Linked DNA regions of Mus musculus: region 2 is linked to region 1. Evidence: chromatin loops called from intact Hi-C (ENCODE). Cell type or tissue: left cerebral cortex. All regions are shown on one strand. Each heading gives the region's core, and the rest is flanking DNA. Links, peaks and the distances in the headings are about the cores only.

Region 1 (8,155 bases), core at 2,104-4,603:
CTTGGGCCCAGAGGCAAGCTCTGTTGTAGCAGGACAAGAAATTCAACTGGTAAGCCCTCAGGGAATTTAGTCCTCCTGCCTTGGGATGACCCCTAGCAGCCAACTCCAACAGCTTTGCAATTAGCATCTGTTTCTAGGGAGGAGGACAAGAGGATGACAAAGGGTGGGCATGAGGGAATGGTGAACATATGTCCCCTAAGAAGGCATAAATCTGTTTTTTAAGGGGTCAGGAATGCCAGACTGGAAAATGGGGCTGGGAAATGGAGCTAACTATCCCAACAGAGACTGGCCCTGGGTTACTTCCTTCACAATTAACTCAGGCCTCAGCTGATTTTTCCAGTTGATTCCAGTATCTGAGATTCTGCTCACCAGATCTGACTGCCTGCACAGGGCAAAGAAGAAAAGCCAAGAAGGCGGCTTCCATGGAATGTATATATCTTCAGATAGCTGTCTCACATATAGCTGAAGCTGTCTGGGCTGTTCAGCTTGTTTCTTGCCTGAATGCAACTGACAAGTGGAGAGAGAAAAGCATTCAGCAAAATACTCAGGAAACTTGCTGATTTTATGATGATTCACAACCAGCCATGCCAAGGCCACTTTTCTTCTGATAATCTACTCATGTTAAAGTTTTCGGGGCCATATTAATATCCTGGAAAAAAAAAAAAACTAATGACTGGCCTTTCACACCAAGCCAAAGTGTTTGCTCCTCATATCACCCAAAGCTTATCATCTTAGAACTTAGAATTTTGAAAATGAAAGAAATGATATAGTCAAAACAAGAATAGGAACAGAAGACAGGATAACTCTGGCTCGCCTTTTTTTCCATCTCAGCACCGTTAAAGACTTTCTGAGCAGCTGCTACTGCTCAGGCTGATGTCGAGAGTGCTGTTCATCAAGAAGTAAAAAAAAAAGAAAATGTTTTACATCCCTTTCAACAGTATCTTACCCACACCCTTTTCAGTGTGCCTACCTGGTATATCCCAGCAGCCACTTATGGTACCCGTTCACTGCCTCTGGCATGCTTCACTGAAGATGTTTGGAGAGTATGGAGAGAATGATGGGAAGAGAGCAAATCAAAGAATGTAGATGAAGGGAGAAGGGCCAACCTGAAAGATAGTCTAGACACTTTGCTAAGGATTCCATGAGTTGGACAACTTGGGCTGAAAAAGAAGAGTGGCCAAGGGGCACAATTATAGAAAAACTAAGGAGGAAAATTCAGCTAGAGAGAGGCCATGCCATGCCAGGAGGGTGAGTTATTGTAGAGTCTTGCTCTCATTTTAGCTTTCTACCTATCATTCCACCAGTTCTTTGCTTTAGTTTACTAGTCACTGATAGTCTACTCCCTGGTGGAGAGGAGAGAAAGTTGATTGGTCACTGTTCTTGCTGTTATCCAACTTGAAGATATTTTGGCCTTTTGTTTAAAAAGAAAAAAAAAGTTAAAGCTACCACCCTTCCCCTCAAAAAGCCATTTATCTTTGGGGAGGCATGAATTCTCTCTTAAACCTACCTAGCTTTACTTTATTTCATTGATCTACACAAAAGGCAATTCTCTAGGAAAGGAATAGGACTGCAGAGGGTTTGGCAAGACAGAGTTCTAGAGGACTGTATTAAGATTTATCCCTCAACTGAACAACACCTCTTGCCTTCTGTGTGGATCAGGCACTTCTGTGTCTGATGTTCTACCTCTTTCTGTGGTTTGAATCTCAAAATTACTTCTGATCCCTCTTTCTTTATAGAGTGCAGTCATTGAACTCATGGGCACACTGTGATCATACCGAAAGAGGGAACTGTGTCCTTCACTCATTCATTTGGAGAACAATCCTAAGTACTAATCGTCTGCCAAGTTCTTAAAGGTCCTACAGACCAGGGTGAATAAGACCTCAAAGGTCCTTCTTTCAGCAAATGCAGATTCTCCAAGCTGCTAGACCTACCACCAATATAGCAGCAGGATGGTTTTCCCACCCTCCCCAGCAGAAAACACTAGGTGCATAGAAAATGGGGTGTCATTAAGGAAGAAGGCTGACCCCCCCCCCCACACACACACTGCTACCACCTCTTTAGTCAGCACAACCTTGCTGCTTATGCTCCTGACCTTCCTTCAGTTCTACCAGGATGAAAATAGAAATTAGCAGTTAAGGCCCCTGGGCCTGCTGCACATGAGATAAAAGCAGAGGAGGCTGCTAGCAGTCCTGATACAACAAGCAGAGACTGCTGGAAGCCTCTAGCTATCCAGTTCTCAGACACTGCACAACTGCCAAATCTGTAATCTCACCTGCTGCCTGGCAATACTAAGCTGGCAGTTACTCAAAAAGGACCCTTTCCAACCACATTGTGTCACAGCTAAGAGCCCTGAATCCTCGACAAAGACAGTGAAGAATTGAGATACAGAGGGCCAGGAGGGTGAGGAAATGCAAAGTGGCTTCAGGGACCTAGGGCATGGGGCAGATCTTATGGTGGGAAGAAGGCTGGAAGAGGTGGTCAGGTCCTCCTGATGCCTTGTCTTAGGAATGTGCTCATAGAATAGTGGCATCTGTTTCATACTCCATATCTCTTTTCCTTCTATCTTTTCTACTCATTCCCTAGAGTGAAGATTTAGTATCTAAGGCCCAGTGACACTTATAATAAAAAGTAAAATTCTCTTGGTACTTTCTAGCTAGTCTAGGGAATGTTACAAGAGACAAGCAAGGCCAATGCCTGTCAGACAGGCCTCAACACAATAAACAAAATAGAGAGTCTCCTGCCTTGCACAGGCTCACAACTCACTCTCCTCTCCCATACCATCTCCCCAGACTGAGCTGCCTCCTCCCTGCCTCTGTCCCTAGGAACACAGAGAAGGCAGTAAGAAGCTTCTTTGAGACTCAGTCAAGGTCATCATTTTGACACGCTTGGTCTCCATTTTGACATCCACGCATAAAGAAGTGTGGTCCCCACCAAACAGGACCAAAGTTCCTGAATGTATGGGAGAGAAAGGGACAAGCTCTTTATGCAGGCACATGAAGGCCTTGAGCCAAGCTGCCTCTCCTCATCCTCTCCTACTCAGACCTTTCCCCATGACACACTGGAATCTGTATTATATCTATTTTTAAGAAAGTACAATGCTGGTTGTCTGGTTTTGTTGTTTTTACAGGTGTTATGAAATAATAAGAAAATGAAGTATTTAAAATGTTCCAATAAAGCGGGGTTTTGTTATCTAATATATTATCATGTACCTATTGTAAATATGAAACTCCTATTTTGCAAGCCAAGGACACAATTTGTACTGTTGTTATATATAAATAAAGATTACTGGATTAAAAAAAAATCTTAAATCTTCATATAAGCACAGTTATTTGGCCACATGGGTATAGAATAATTTTGGGGTCTATACAAGAAGCAGATAGTCAGAAAGAGCAACTGAGTTGCTGTGAATGAATCTGAGAAAACTGTGGAGCCAGAGCTTATTCATGTCTAGCCATCTTCATCACACACGTGCATACACTGCCTGCTCCAGGCATGTCAGTGGATGAACACTGCCCTCTAGCCCCAGGACTTCAGAATACAGCTTGCCTCTGGGGAGGCTATAGGCTCCTTTCCAGAGTGAGTTCTTAGACTAGTGTCACCTCTCTCCCCAGGACCAGCCCTTCCAAAAACAACACTCACTCATGGATTAAGTGCTAGGATGAAATGTGAATGAGAGAAGCCTGGCCCTTGCTCCTACTGCTTAGGATGATTCTGAGGGAGACTTTCCGTTAAGCATTGAGATAGATAGTGGTGTTCATATTTGCTTCAGAAATTAAAAGTGAATAAAGTGAAAGATGCCAGATGGTGAGTACTTTTAGATCCAGCCCAGGGGAGGAATATGAAGACAGCCCCTGATTGGGGAGTTGTGAACAGAAAAAAAAAATGGATCTTAGAAGCAGGAGAACTTCCACTGTTCTGTAATGAGCCTGAAGAGAAGAAATCTTCAAACTCCCTCTAAACTGAGGGTGATATGACCCTCCCTTTACCCTTATTTTCCTGTTTTTATCCTGCAGTTCGGTGATGTGTGACATTTTCACTCTCTTACTGGTGAGATACATTAGATGAGAATGACTCAAGAACCTGTCCCAGCCAAGTGTACTCAGGAGTTTCTCATCCTTTTCTATTAGAAAACAGGACCAGAAGGACTTTCTGAGAAGCAGGGTATCCCTGACTTTGAACATCCAACACACATAAAGAACCCTAGTACTCATTAAACAGAATTTTGGAAACGAGAGCATTTTAGTATATAGATATTCATATATATATATATATATATATATATATATATATATACATACACACACACACACACACACACACACACATATATATATATATATATATATATATATATATATATATATATATATACACACGCATACATACATACAGCCAGGGAGTACTGGGATTTTAGGTATATACCACCTCAACAGGCTCAAAGAAATAATTCTTGAGATTTTCTACCCAGTACTCAGCAACTGGTAGTGCTTTTTATGTATTTGTATTCCTGTGCATTCATCTCTCACTCCCCCTCTCCTCCCCTGAAATGAAAGGACAGTACAGTGCCGAGGCCTGAGTGGAAACAGTGTGCACTGTGTTCAATACCATAGCTTGTCTGAAGGGCATATCCCCATTTTGTCATCCTCTGCTGTCCACCATGTCTATGAAGGTGTGACACACAATACAGTAGCCCTGGTGAGCTAACACCGGCTTCTGTTACTGCCTGCTCATGGACTGACCTTGCACCTAAACCCAGGTCTCAATGGCTAGAACTCATTTTCAGCTGTAGTTATAGTTTTTTTCAGAGTGATTTTAATGTGTCCAAAGCTAGTGGAGTTCCGTGAAGTCAGTTTGTCCAGTTGCCCTTAAAGGGCCTATTTCAGGACAGTTTCTCGTTCAAGGATGTCAGGCATAAAGGCAGGTTCTGTAAAAAGACTTCCTACTCATAAATTTAAATCATTCATAGTCAGCATTAAAATGGTGTTTACAATGAAGATAATTGAAGGCTCAGCAAGAAATAACAATCCTAAAACATTTAATATTACTTAGTATTTAACACTTCACAGCTGCAAAACTCTAGCCTCAGTACCCCAAGATGACACAGTTCCTTCTCATCTGTGTCAAAAGCATCCTGAAAAAAAGACAAAGTAAACCAAAACAAAAACTAAAGTCAGGTCAGAGCTGGTGTGCCTCAATCCCTAGCATGGGCTCTGTCTTCTTCAAAGAAAGATTCTAAGAACAGCCATTTGTACTATTCTATTTCCCATATCACCTAAACCCAGGTCTCTTAAAGCAAATTGTCTTACAATATTTACAGCTTTGTGAGTATTTCAGAAGACAGATAAAACCACAAACAACTGCAGGATCAAACTCTCCAGGAGGAAAGGGCAATTTCTAGGCTGAATTCTTTTCCTGGAGCTAGTTCCTTCAAGTGTCCAGTTTAATGACTACATAAATTATATCTGTCATTTTCTGAGTACTTCACTTACTTTTCAAGTTTGTAAATCTGTGCACCAACAATTCTAGATCTCTAGAAGATCTAAGAGAGAATAGCTATCTCAAAGCTATTAAAATGCATCATGGATTTTAAATGTAATGAAAAGCTTGCCTAAAATTGCCTCCATTCTTTTAATAGATTTGGTAATTTTTTAAGACTGTAATATTATTTTTTAAAACACTGGAACCTGTAAGATAATTCATCAAGTTAAAAAACAAAACAAAACAACCAAAAAAAAAAAAAAACCAAAAACCAAACCAAACCACTTGCCACACAAGCCTCTTTTTTCTGATCTTCGTGTGTGACTTGGCACACATGTGTTTATATACACATGTCATATACATACATACCAACAAAACAAAAATAAATAATAATAATTTTTTTAGAGTAAGACATAGCTTTTTATTGGTCTAACCTGGTCTAATCCACATGCCTAGTGACAGACTTGGCCAGTTTTCTCCATCTGTCTCCAGTCTTCCCTTTGTTGAGAGCTCCTGGTTTGACCCAGGAAAGAAGATTATCATGGGCAAGGATGGCAGACATTCAGTTGGGACCTGAAGGGGTTCAGTGTGATAGAGATATGTGGCTGCTGGGCAGAGGGAGGATAGTGCCCTGCACAGCTCCTGCTTGGACAGAATGGGAGGGGTCAGAAGGGAAGAACTTTCCCAGCAGCTCCCACTGTACCCTTCTTGCCATCAGCATCTCTCCCTCAGCTTCCTTAACGTTTCACTCCAGTTAGACCTTTTTCTGCTCCATATCTTTAATTTTTTTCTGCTATTTTCTGTTTGTCTAACAGTTGGTTGTTAATTACTTCCTTGGACTGTAGAATAAACATTCTTCCTACACCTTCATACGTTAGTCTCATCTACCAGTGTCATAATCTCCATGTCCATAAATTGTGCATGCTTTTTCTTTCTGTTTAGCTGTTCAATCTGTATGTCTGCAAGTTTCACCTTCTGTTGAGTATCAATAGCTTTGGCTTGAACCTCTGTGAAGGTCTTCTTCAACTCCAGATTCACAGAGGGTGCCATATTGGAGCACTCTATATGCCTGTACTAGAGGCTAACCAGAAAAGGTAATAATAATAATAATAATAATAATAATAATAATAATAATAAATTTTAAAGAAAATACTCCCCTCCCCATGAGAAAATTCTTCACTTTTGGTCTGCTCGTGCCCACTCAATACAGCTCCTAATATTTCTTTCAACTAAACTATGGATTGTCACCCTTATTGAATGCCATGTATAGTCCATTAAAATCTGAATGGGGAGGATTATGTTAATAAAGTTATATGAATATACAACAACTTCAAGTGGAGAAAAGGAACTGTAACCAGTTCGCAGTGATTACACAAGAAGAAAATTATGTGCACAATTTGTTTACCAAAATGACAGATTAGATTATAATCAGTAGTATTCAATAAATGTGGAATATTTTTTAAATTCTGGCTTTTTTGTGATCTCAGTCACAGTCTTGAACAGTAAGTAACCTACTCCATAGAATTCTTTATTATACAGTATGCTTTCCCCTCCCTTCTCCTGACCAGGCCTTTACTTCTGTTTTCTATCCTTACTGTATATGCAAGCATTCTTCAGCACACACTCAGCCATGGAACTCAGCAGGATGGACACTGTAAAGTAGCCAGGGAAAAGGAAGAGATGAAAGTGTGGTGTTTTGAATATGCTTGGCTCAGAGAGTGGCACTATTAGGAGGTGTGGTGTTGTTGGAGTAGGTGTGGCCTTATTGGCAGAAGTGTGTCATTGTAGGTGCAGGCTTTAAGACCCTCATCCTAGCTGCCTAAAAACCAGTCTTCTCTTGTTTGTTTTGGAACCAGATGTAGAACTTTCTGCTCCTCCATCCCCATGCCTGCCTGGACTCTGCCATGCTCCTGCCTTGATAACAATGGTCTGAATCTCTGAACCTATAAACCAGCCCAATTAAATATTGTCCTTTGTAAGAATTGCCTTGGTCATGGTATTTGTTCACAGAAGTAAAACCCTAACTGTTGCGGGAAATATTAAAAAGAACTAGGCACATTCCCATGTTTGTGCTGACAACTATCTGCCCCACGGCCTGGCTGGCAATGCACTAGCAGGCAATGGCCAACCATGTTTTTATCTCATGGAGACTCTGATTCAGTGCTCTGAAATCTCTCCACCCACTTGCTAAGTTCCCACTTGTGGGTCACTACCACACCAACCCCATGCTTCAAATTCCCCACAGCCTTTGTGGTGCACCTCAGGCAAACCTGCTTTGCCACCGTACCTTTCTCTCTTGAACACGAATGAAGTGCCATGTGAAGGAAAACACAATGCAAACTTAGTTCAGAAACTACTGTAATTCAATCGTTGGGCACAGCAACTAAAATCATAATCTTGTAAGCGTTATTAAATCTAAATCCTACGGTGGCAAATCCTGACGTATTCAACATTGAAACTGGGAGACTATATCTTGTCCTCACAATATCCCAGTCCAAAATGATCTAACTCTCTCCTGCTTCCTCTCTTCCTTGGTCCAACCCGGAAGTTCTGCCTCCTTGTCCAGTGATTGGCTCCTTTATTCTTTAGGGGTTTTGTTCACAAGAAGTCCTTGTTATCAGCCCCTCCCAGGAAAGAGGAATTAGCATCAAAATCCAAACAGCACCAGGCCTATCCA
Region 2 (8,155 bases), core at 3,275-5,774, 61 kb before region 1:
GGACAGGTATCTGGGAGTCAAGTCATCTGCATCTCACCTGGACCCAAGGATGTCCCTGTCATCCCTCTGGATCAAGGTAAGGATTATGTCAAAAGAGCCATGGGTGCCATGGTGAGCTTAGGAGTCACAAATATAGACATGAAGCTACCTGACCAATATTTACATACCAGATGCTAATAATGGTTTATGCATCTTGTTTGAGTTTGAAAACACATAGCTATGCCCAAGGTGAGATTAAAGGAGGAAAATGTTCATTCTTCCTAGGCTGAAAATGTATAATGTGAACTGTGCCCATTTCCTGTCCTTTCTAGAAACAGGTGGGATTTGGGCAATAGATTGCTTTGAGCTTTCTCCACAGAACTTGGTTTGAATGATTCTTGAGATAATATTCTGAAATTCTCTCAGTAATTGATCATGCCTAACTAAGCCAAGGAACTCAGGGAATCTATTATTGAGGGACAGACTGAGATTCTCTGGGAGAAAAATAGGTTCGGGCAGGCTTTCTCTACCATCTGTGCTCCTAGGTGGCTCTATGACATGGCCTTCCCCTCAGGGTGTTCAGTGGGCCCCAGGTTCTCTCACTCTGTCTTTTCTTGCAGACTGGTTTGGCCTAGAGCTGCAGCTGAGATCCAAAGAGACAGGAAAGATCTTTGTCAGCACCGAATTCAAGTTCTATAACTGCAGTGCCCACCAACTGTAAGCATGCTTCAAAAGGAGACTTGTCTGGGTCTGGATGTGGGTATGGGGTTCTACTTCTTCCTTCTAGGGCAAGACTTGTTCAGTAGTAACATTGAAGTCTCTCTATCAGGGCTGGCACATGTTAATTTAAATGGCAGTCATTCATCTCAGCCCCTAATTTCATTTCTTTGGCCCCACCCTAGTATACCATCTGAAGCAAGGATGGTAAGAAGAGGGTCCTGACCTAGAAGCTGTAAAAAGAGGCCTTCACTTCAGTCACTTGGCAGTGGCTTTGAAGGCAGGGATTGCAGTGGGTGTGAAAGAGTCTGCTATGCACACAAAGGAGAACAGGTTTAAGAAGCAGCCTTTCTCAGTATCCAATGAGAAGGCCTGTGCTGGAAGAGGCCAAAGAGGTTTTAACTTCAGTGTGCAACATATCCCTCCTTAATATATGTTATGAGCAGGACAGAACAAAAGGAACAAAAGGTGGAAAATGGCTAGAGGCAACTAAGGCAGGGCAAGGAGACTGAAACAGAACTAGATAAAAATGACCACTAACCCACTAAATTTTAGCCCCCAGATAACCCAGCTTGGGTATTACAGACTTTTTTGAGTGAGGACCTGTCAGCCTTCATAATCTAAGACAGTGGTAACAGAATCTATTGTTTGTGAGATAGCAATCCAGTGTGAAGTCACCACATTCAGTGATGTATTTCTATATCAAGGAAGATGCTGTCTGTCACAGGCAGCAAGTTTTAGCAGAGTTTCCTTGACAGCCAGGATTCTATTTTATTTCTCAACATATCTTACCCTTCTCTACTCCTGGCATTCTATTAAATGTCACAGTATCAAGTTCAGTTCCCCTCCTTTTTAGTATGGTAAGCTGAGACCCTTAAACAGTAAGTGTTCCAGTGAAAGTGATAAAATCAGACAGTAGAAGACTCAGGTTAGAAACCAACAAATACCATTTCTTTTAACCTAGACTATATTCGTGTTCTTCTTGTTGAATCATATATATTCTCAAAAATCTATTAGTGATGGAGTACATGAAATAGCATTGACTCAAACTCAAGAAACAAAGTGATTTTAGAACATGACTGACCTTGGGTGTGCATGGCTAGAAAAAAGTCCTTTCTAGGGTGTGTATGGGCACAGTCACCTCTTCCTTGGTCTTACTAGCCTGAGACCCCTGAATGGACTATAGTCCCTACCACCCAGACTTAATAAGAACCCCACCAGGTGGCGCCAGATTGCAGACTTATTTCTGTTCATAACAGCTTAGTATAATTCTGAATACAGAAACTGAGGAAGAGGAAGACCAGAACTCTCAGTACATTTCTATCACAGTGGTCTGCACACACACAGAGCCTCCAGATGATCTCAAAAAGAAAGGAGTGCTCTCTTTGGGAAGAGCATATACGCCATAGGTATTGGTTATTTCTCCATGCTAGGGCCATTAGTGATAAGGGGCAAAGTTACCATTCAAGAATGTAACACAATATAGAAACCATGAGTGTTGGGAACCAAATTGCTAATAGTCAAATGTTATTCAAGTTGTTGAAATAATAGGTGATTTAACTTCTTGGAAATAATGATCACATTTAACATTCTTTTGAAAAAACAAACAAACATTTCCCATATATTATCTCACAACACCAAACAACCCTGAGGACCACACAGGAATGTTTTGGAACAGACTGATGAAGAAACGTCAATGCACAGAGTGAGTGACTTACTCAGGTTGCCATCAGAGCTGGCAGCAGAATCCATAATACCAGATCTGCCTGAACTCTGCCTCTCTGCTTTTTCAGCTAGCTGCTCTGACTGATAACTCATAGTATACTGGCATTAACTACCAGCAATAAGAGTTTTAGAAATTTAATTTATAGTATTTACCAATTTCCATGGTTTCAATGCTTCGACCATAGTCAATTTCAGTCCATTAGAGTAAAATTCTAGCTTGCAAAATTCCTGAAAATATAAACCAGCACACTACTGTTTTGTAGGTTAAAGTATTCCCACTGTTGTTCCAGTTTATTGCTAAGTTTCTGGCCCCATGAACATCTCAGATGCAGAATCCACATTTTCAGCACTAGATGGTCCCCTAGTTTACCTTCCCAAGAGTGAGATGAAAATGTAAAGATAACAGCCTTCCTTTATGACAGGCCCTCTTATTCTCTCCTTGCAGGTGCCTGTCCTGTGTTAACAGCGCCTTCCGCTGCCATTGGTGCAAGTACCGTAACCTCTGCACACATGACCCCACTACCTGTTCCTTCCAGGAAGGCAGGATCAATGTTTCAGAGGTAAGAACATTCTCTGTGGCATGACAACATTCCCCCAAAAGCAGTCTCCTTGCATCCTAAATGGTCTGTCCAGTGGCTTAACCATCTCTTGTCCTGTCCTATTTTGGTCACCTTATCAGAGATTCTGCATGTTATAAATAAATGATACTATAAGGTCCAATAAAGTAGCAACAGAAGGCCCCCAAAAGAGGCTAAAACTGCTAGACTACTAAGACTGTATTCAAGAGTGTAAAGGTGATTGCTACTTGAAACTAAAAGCTCGGAGGAAGCATACCCAACAAATAGACTCCATGCTCTGAGAGACTGTAATGAATGCTATCTATTCTTTGAGCCTAGCTCTTTGCTTGGCTGTAGACTTACTGTGCTTCAATAGAACATTCACTCTCAACCATTTTTTCATGCCAACTTTTCATCCAACTCTAAAATTCAATGATTCTTTGACTCTGATGTATTACTGGGTGGGTGGCCTTGGAGACAGAAAGAAATCCAGCTAGCAAAAAGCACCGAGCATTGCCAAAAGTCCTATTATATTATCTAGTTGAAGCTCCTTCCCTAAAGTCTGACCTGCCTTTGTCATTGATACAGTAAAATATCATGTTCATCTTTGCTGTGAATATTCCACTTAATACCAATTATTCACAAAGCTTGTGTCTCTCACATTCCTGAATATGCCTCAGCTCCATGAAGCCTGCTTCTCAATTTCCCATTCTTTTGTCTATTTTTTCGTGCCCAGGGGCAGCCAATTAGAACTAGACAATTAGTACCTTGTACACACAACTCACACCACCACCACCACCACCCACACACACACTTTTTTCAGTATTTTAGAAAAACTTGCAGATATTAAGGAGTGACTGTGAAATTCTCATATACTACTGTAGCCTTTCTAGGTATATTTCCCTCCTGCACTGAACTAGAAGCTGCTTAAAGCAAAGGCCACGTCTTATTTTTAAGTCCTAATCCTTTATCAGTGAATGTTTGTAGAATGCACACATGGGGAAAATGGTGAACAGTGAATGACCTCTGTACCTAAGTGTAAGTAATGGGGACTGCTACTCGTCAATGGTATTCTAAAATGAATTTCTTGGTTCTCCCAATTTTTACAGTTGTGCTGGTTGTTTGTATGGCTAACCATAAAGTAGACCTTGAAGTGTTTGGAAACAGATATACCTGACACTCAACAGCTCACCCTTTCTGAAATGATCTGTATTATACAAGGTTTTTAAAGTACAAGTAGTCTGTCTGAATTGAAAGGAACAGATAGATGACACCACAACTAGTATTTAAGACAGGCCCACCCACACCTGCCTCAAAATAATAGAGCCAGATATCCAGTCCCTGGGACAATCTAGATTCTTTTCTTAGTCATTGGGCATGCCAAAATGCTACATTGATCTTAATGGATCCTGGGAATTCATTCCAGGTCTGAGATTCTGCAGGAGTTTGAAGCCAGCCTTCTTGGGATAGGGGCTTAAGTGCAGAAGGTTTGGAGCAGGAGCTAACACAGCCTAGGAGCCAATGAAAGAATGGCCATGGGGAGCAAGCCACTACAGAAGAGCTTAAGGGCTAGGCAGTGGAAGGTTAGTAATCACTGTCTTCAGAAAGCAACCTTCACTGTGGCTACTGAAGTTATGAAGTTCCTTCATACACTGGAAGAGGAAAGCTGGAACCCAGGAAGAAACTGGTGCAAATCAGGACAAAGAGCAACTCTGTCTCTGGAGGCTGCCCTTTCAGGCAGATAGAAATCCAGAGCCAAGACTGAGGATGACCTGCAGCTGGAGCAAGGGCAAGCAGATTGTCATAGGGAGCAAGACAAATAAACTATGGTGGGGAGGCCTGAGGACTGAGCCCCAGAAGAATAATTTGAAGCAGGCCCAGCCCCCTTCACCCCTTCACTGAAGCATAGTTCCTCTTGAGTAGCAAGTGGGAGATTTGAAAGTCCAGAGAACTGCTTCCCTGCTACTCATGATTAAATGATCAGCAAAAGACCTTGGGGGCAAAAGCAGACTTACGTCTCCTGCTCAATCTAACTTTCATTTTTTAGTATCCATGTCTTGGGTGCCTTGACCTCTTCTCTCCATCTTCTCCCCATGTCCCCATCAGAGGGCAGATGCTCTCTTGCCCTCATTGCATGCTGGCTGTTGGCACAACACTAGAACTAAATGGAATCTGTGAGCGAAGCCCAGAATCCATCCAGCTGCTGGCTTGACTCAGCAAAGGAAGTGGAGTGTAGTTTCCTAGCACAGTGGCTAGGGCCTCTTTCTCAAAGTCCTAAAATACAACTGAATCTTTTAGCCACAGCTGACAACACATTTCTTCTTAGTCAGTGGCTTACAGGCTCATATTTTTTTTTCTATTCAAAGCTCTGCTTTAGGGAACCTCATTCCCCAAAGTTCAAAGAATAACAAAATTGCTTGTGCACAGTTTGGGTAAAGTTGTTTTAGAGACTGTAAATCCCTTAGATATCTTTCTAGGGTTACTAGGATATCTTTTTACCAGTTCCTTCAAGCCCCTCCTCCAACTTTGAATCAAAATTTCATGCCTGTATACTTGGTAGAGGCAATGTATCACTGATTAGCACCGCCAATTAGCACCACCGATTAGCAACACTGCAACAGTCACGCCTCATGTGTTCATAGTTCTGCACCTGTGGCACAGTTCTCAGTGTGCCTTCCCAGGACTGTGCCATCAGCATCACCTGCAAACTTGCTAGAAATTCAAGTTCATGGGTGTTATCCCAGATGAAGCTAAAGAATGAGAACCACTGACAGATGGCATTTCAGTTGACTCTCTAAACTGAATGCAGTTTCACTTAACTCTTATTTGACATCTATAGTAACCAAGAGGCCAACAGCTTGGAGATATTTCCCAGAGCTAAGGGAAATTAAGCATCCAGGAAAATCTGATTTATTTGCTCTCTCAGATAATTGGGACCTGTGAGCATATTGGTCTCTGTGGCCATGGTTATGCTTGTAGGCATGGCTTTGGTCTGAAGTCTTGCTATTGGTCATGAAAGCTCAGTTGTGGCCAGACCACCACAAATCTATCTCCAAAGATACTTCCCATAAAAGAGTCAGAAGGACTATACTTCAAAGGTTCATCTACCCACATCCTTCCAGAAGCTGCTAAGCCAAATCCATGCTTAAGCCTGACAAGGAAAAACTGACAAGCTGGGCCAAAGCACATGCAATTCTGCAATAGGAGTACACTAGCTTACATCTACTGCATATTTTCATGTGTATGTTACCTTGTTTGTGAATAAATTTCTTTTAGTCTTCACTATTATTAAGCTGATTTTGTGACAGACAGAATTGAGGATGAATATTCCTGATTGTTGGTCAAAGAAATAAGGATGTGAGAACTCAGCCAAAGTGGTTTTGAATAAGCTTAAATTTCCTGACTCTGCTACATTTGTACCTACCCAAGAAATACACAACAATCATATTAACCTTTGTTAAAACAGCTTGTTACCACACAATCATTGCATATCCCTCCTTTGTTAATCTAGTTGTCAGATATGGCTGACTCCATTTTGTACATGAAAAAGCAGAACTTCATCCAGACCATCTCTCAATCTCTTTGAAGGTGCTGAGCTTCATCTTCTCTACGCCCTCCCTCAGAGCCCCTTAGCTTTTTGACAGGCTATTTCCCAGCAATATGGTGTTAGCAGGTAGTATACAGGAATATGTACTGCTGCTAGCCTTGAAGGCTCATCTCCCCCCGCAGCTGACACAGGCCTAGCGAGATGTAGATACATAAATATCTTTTTTACACCCATCCCAAGGGGAAGAGAGAACCAAATAAATCCGATTAGCTTACCAGGAAGCTAGCTGCTCTCACTCTTTGAAGTCCAGTGGGTGAAGATAATGCCATTTCCACATGGAAGAAGTCCTTTAGAGGACCAACAAGTCCTCCGCACTGAATTAGGGGAATCCCAACTAAAGTGAATGGGCATCAAGGCAGTCTCCCTGGCTCTTACAGGGCCCTGGGGTGTTCTCACACATCTGATCACCTACATTTAAACTGAAACACCTGCTGAAGATGGTTGACTGCAATGTGGAGTATTAAGAGGAGATAAAACGACCTAAGGTTTTTGTTGGGAAATCTGCAGTATTTGATCAACTTTGATCAACTTCCCTCTCTCCTTGCTTTCCTCCTCCCTCTCCATTTTCCTCTCCCTTCCTCTTTCACTGTCTCATTTCATCCCATGATTTTGCGTGTGTGTGTGTGTGTGTGTGTGTGTGTGTGTGTAAAACCAAGTGGCATAGGAATGGCTTTAGATGGGATCTATTACCTTTCCAAGCCCCAGCTGTATTGACTTTCCAGCAACCCTGAGAGTTCTTGGCTGTCAGTTCTTCTGACTCTGCCCTTTGTCTCACCAAGGCTATTTCTATCCAAACTCCTGTCCTTCACTCGTGACCTCATGGATCCATCTCACAGACCAGGTGTGAATCTGATCTGCTTCCAAAGATGCAGATTGTGAACTTGGAACACCAACCACTTCTTTCCTTTACACTGGGAATAGAAGAAAAGTCCTTTATTATGTGGACCCAGAGCCACTGCCAAATAAACAATGTCCAATGCGTCTTCTTGCTACTAGGTCAGTCTTGAGCAGGTTTAGGCATTAGGGAAGAGCCTATTCATCATCTATAAAACTAGTTTGTAAAAACCTAAAAGAGCACAGTTTTCTAAAATTCTAGACTGTTCTTCGAAAATATATGACTCATGAACAACTCCTGCCCATGACTTGCCATTCTCTAAGATGGATGCTCATTGGCACATATGAGCATATTCAGTTATCATTCCACAGCCATAGAGGACAGGGACTGGTTCCAGAACCTTTACAGATTCCACGTTCCTTCTCTTTAAACAGTGTGATATTTTCATAAAAGCATACACAGCTTGTCTTCTACCTTAAATGGTCTCTAGGTGACTTAGAACCTATCACTCTATGTCAGTGCAGTATGAGTAGCTGTTTTCTTTATTTGAGAAGATATCACAGTGGGGACCCTGTGTGTAACTACTATATGTATAACTTTTGTTTTCCAAATATCTTTTGTCCTTGGCAGGTGGAATCCATGGCTACTGAGGGCCAAATAGGGGGAGAATTTTTGTCCTCAAAGCTATAAAGGATGCTATAGTCTTCTTTGCTGACTGGAGACATCATACTTCCA

Evidence for each region. Peaks named below come from ENCODE experiments on the same cell type or tissue, not always from the same donor. Only the 100,000 strongest peaks of a DNase experiment are listed, where the experiment ranks them.
Region 2: it touches region 1 in a loop (2.2-fold over the local background); 16 of 42 quality-filtered maps call a loop at or near these places.

Annotation. Positions count from the first base shown.
Region 1 is chr1:194,813,562-194,821,716 of GRCm38, forward strand. It overlaps Plxna2 (plexin A2), which reads left to right. Exons shown (of 32, transcript NM_008882.2): 32 at 1-3,308. Among named protein-coding and RNA genes, the nearest start is that of Mir3962, 4.4 kb to the right of the region's middle. In left cerebral cortex, for the core only: a CTCF peak has its summit at 3,522; a DNase peak (open chromatin) is centred at 3,513.
Region 2 is chr1:194,751,454-194,759,608 of GRCm38, forward strand. Plxna2 (plexin A2) reads left to right here. Exons shown (of 32, transcript NM_008882.2): 7 at 1-76; 8 at 600-696; 9 at 2,867-2,981. Among named protein-coding and RNA genes, the nearest start is that of Gm46202, 36 kb to the left of the region's middle. In left cerebral cortex, for the core only: no CTCF peak of the experiment used is centred there; DNase peaks (open chromatin) are centred at 4,771 and 5,195.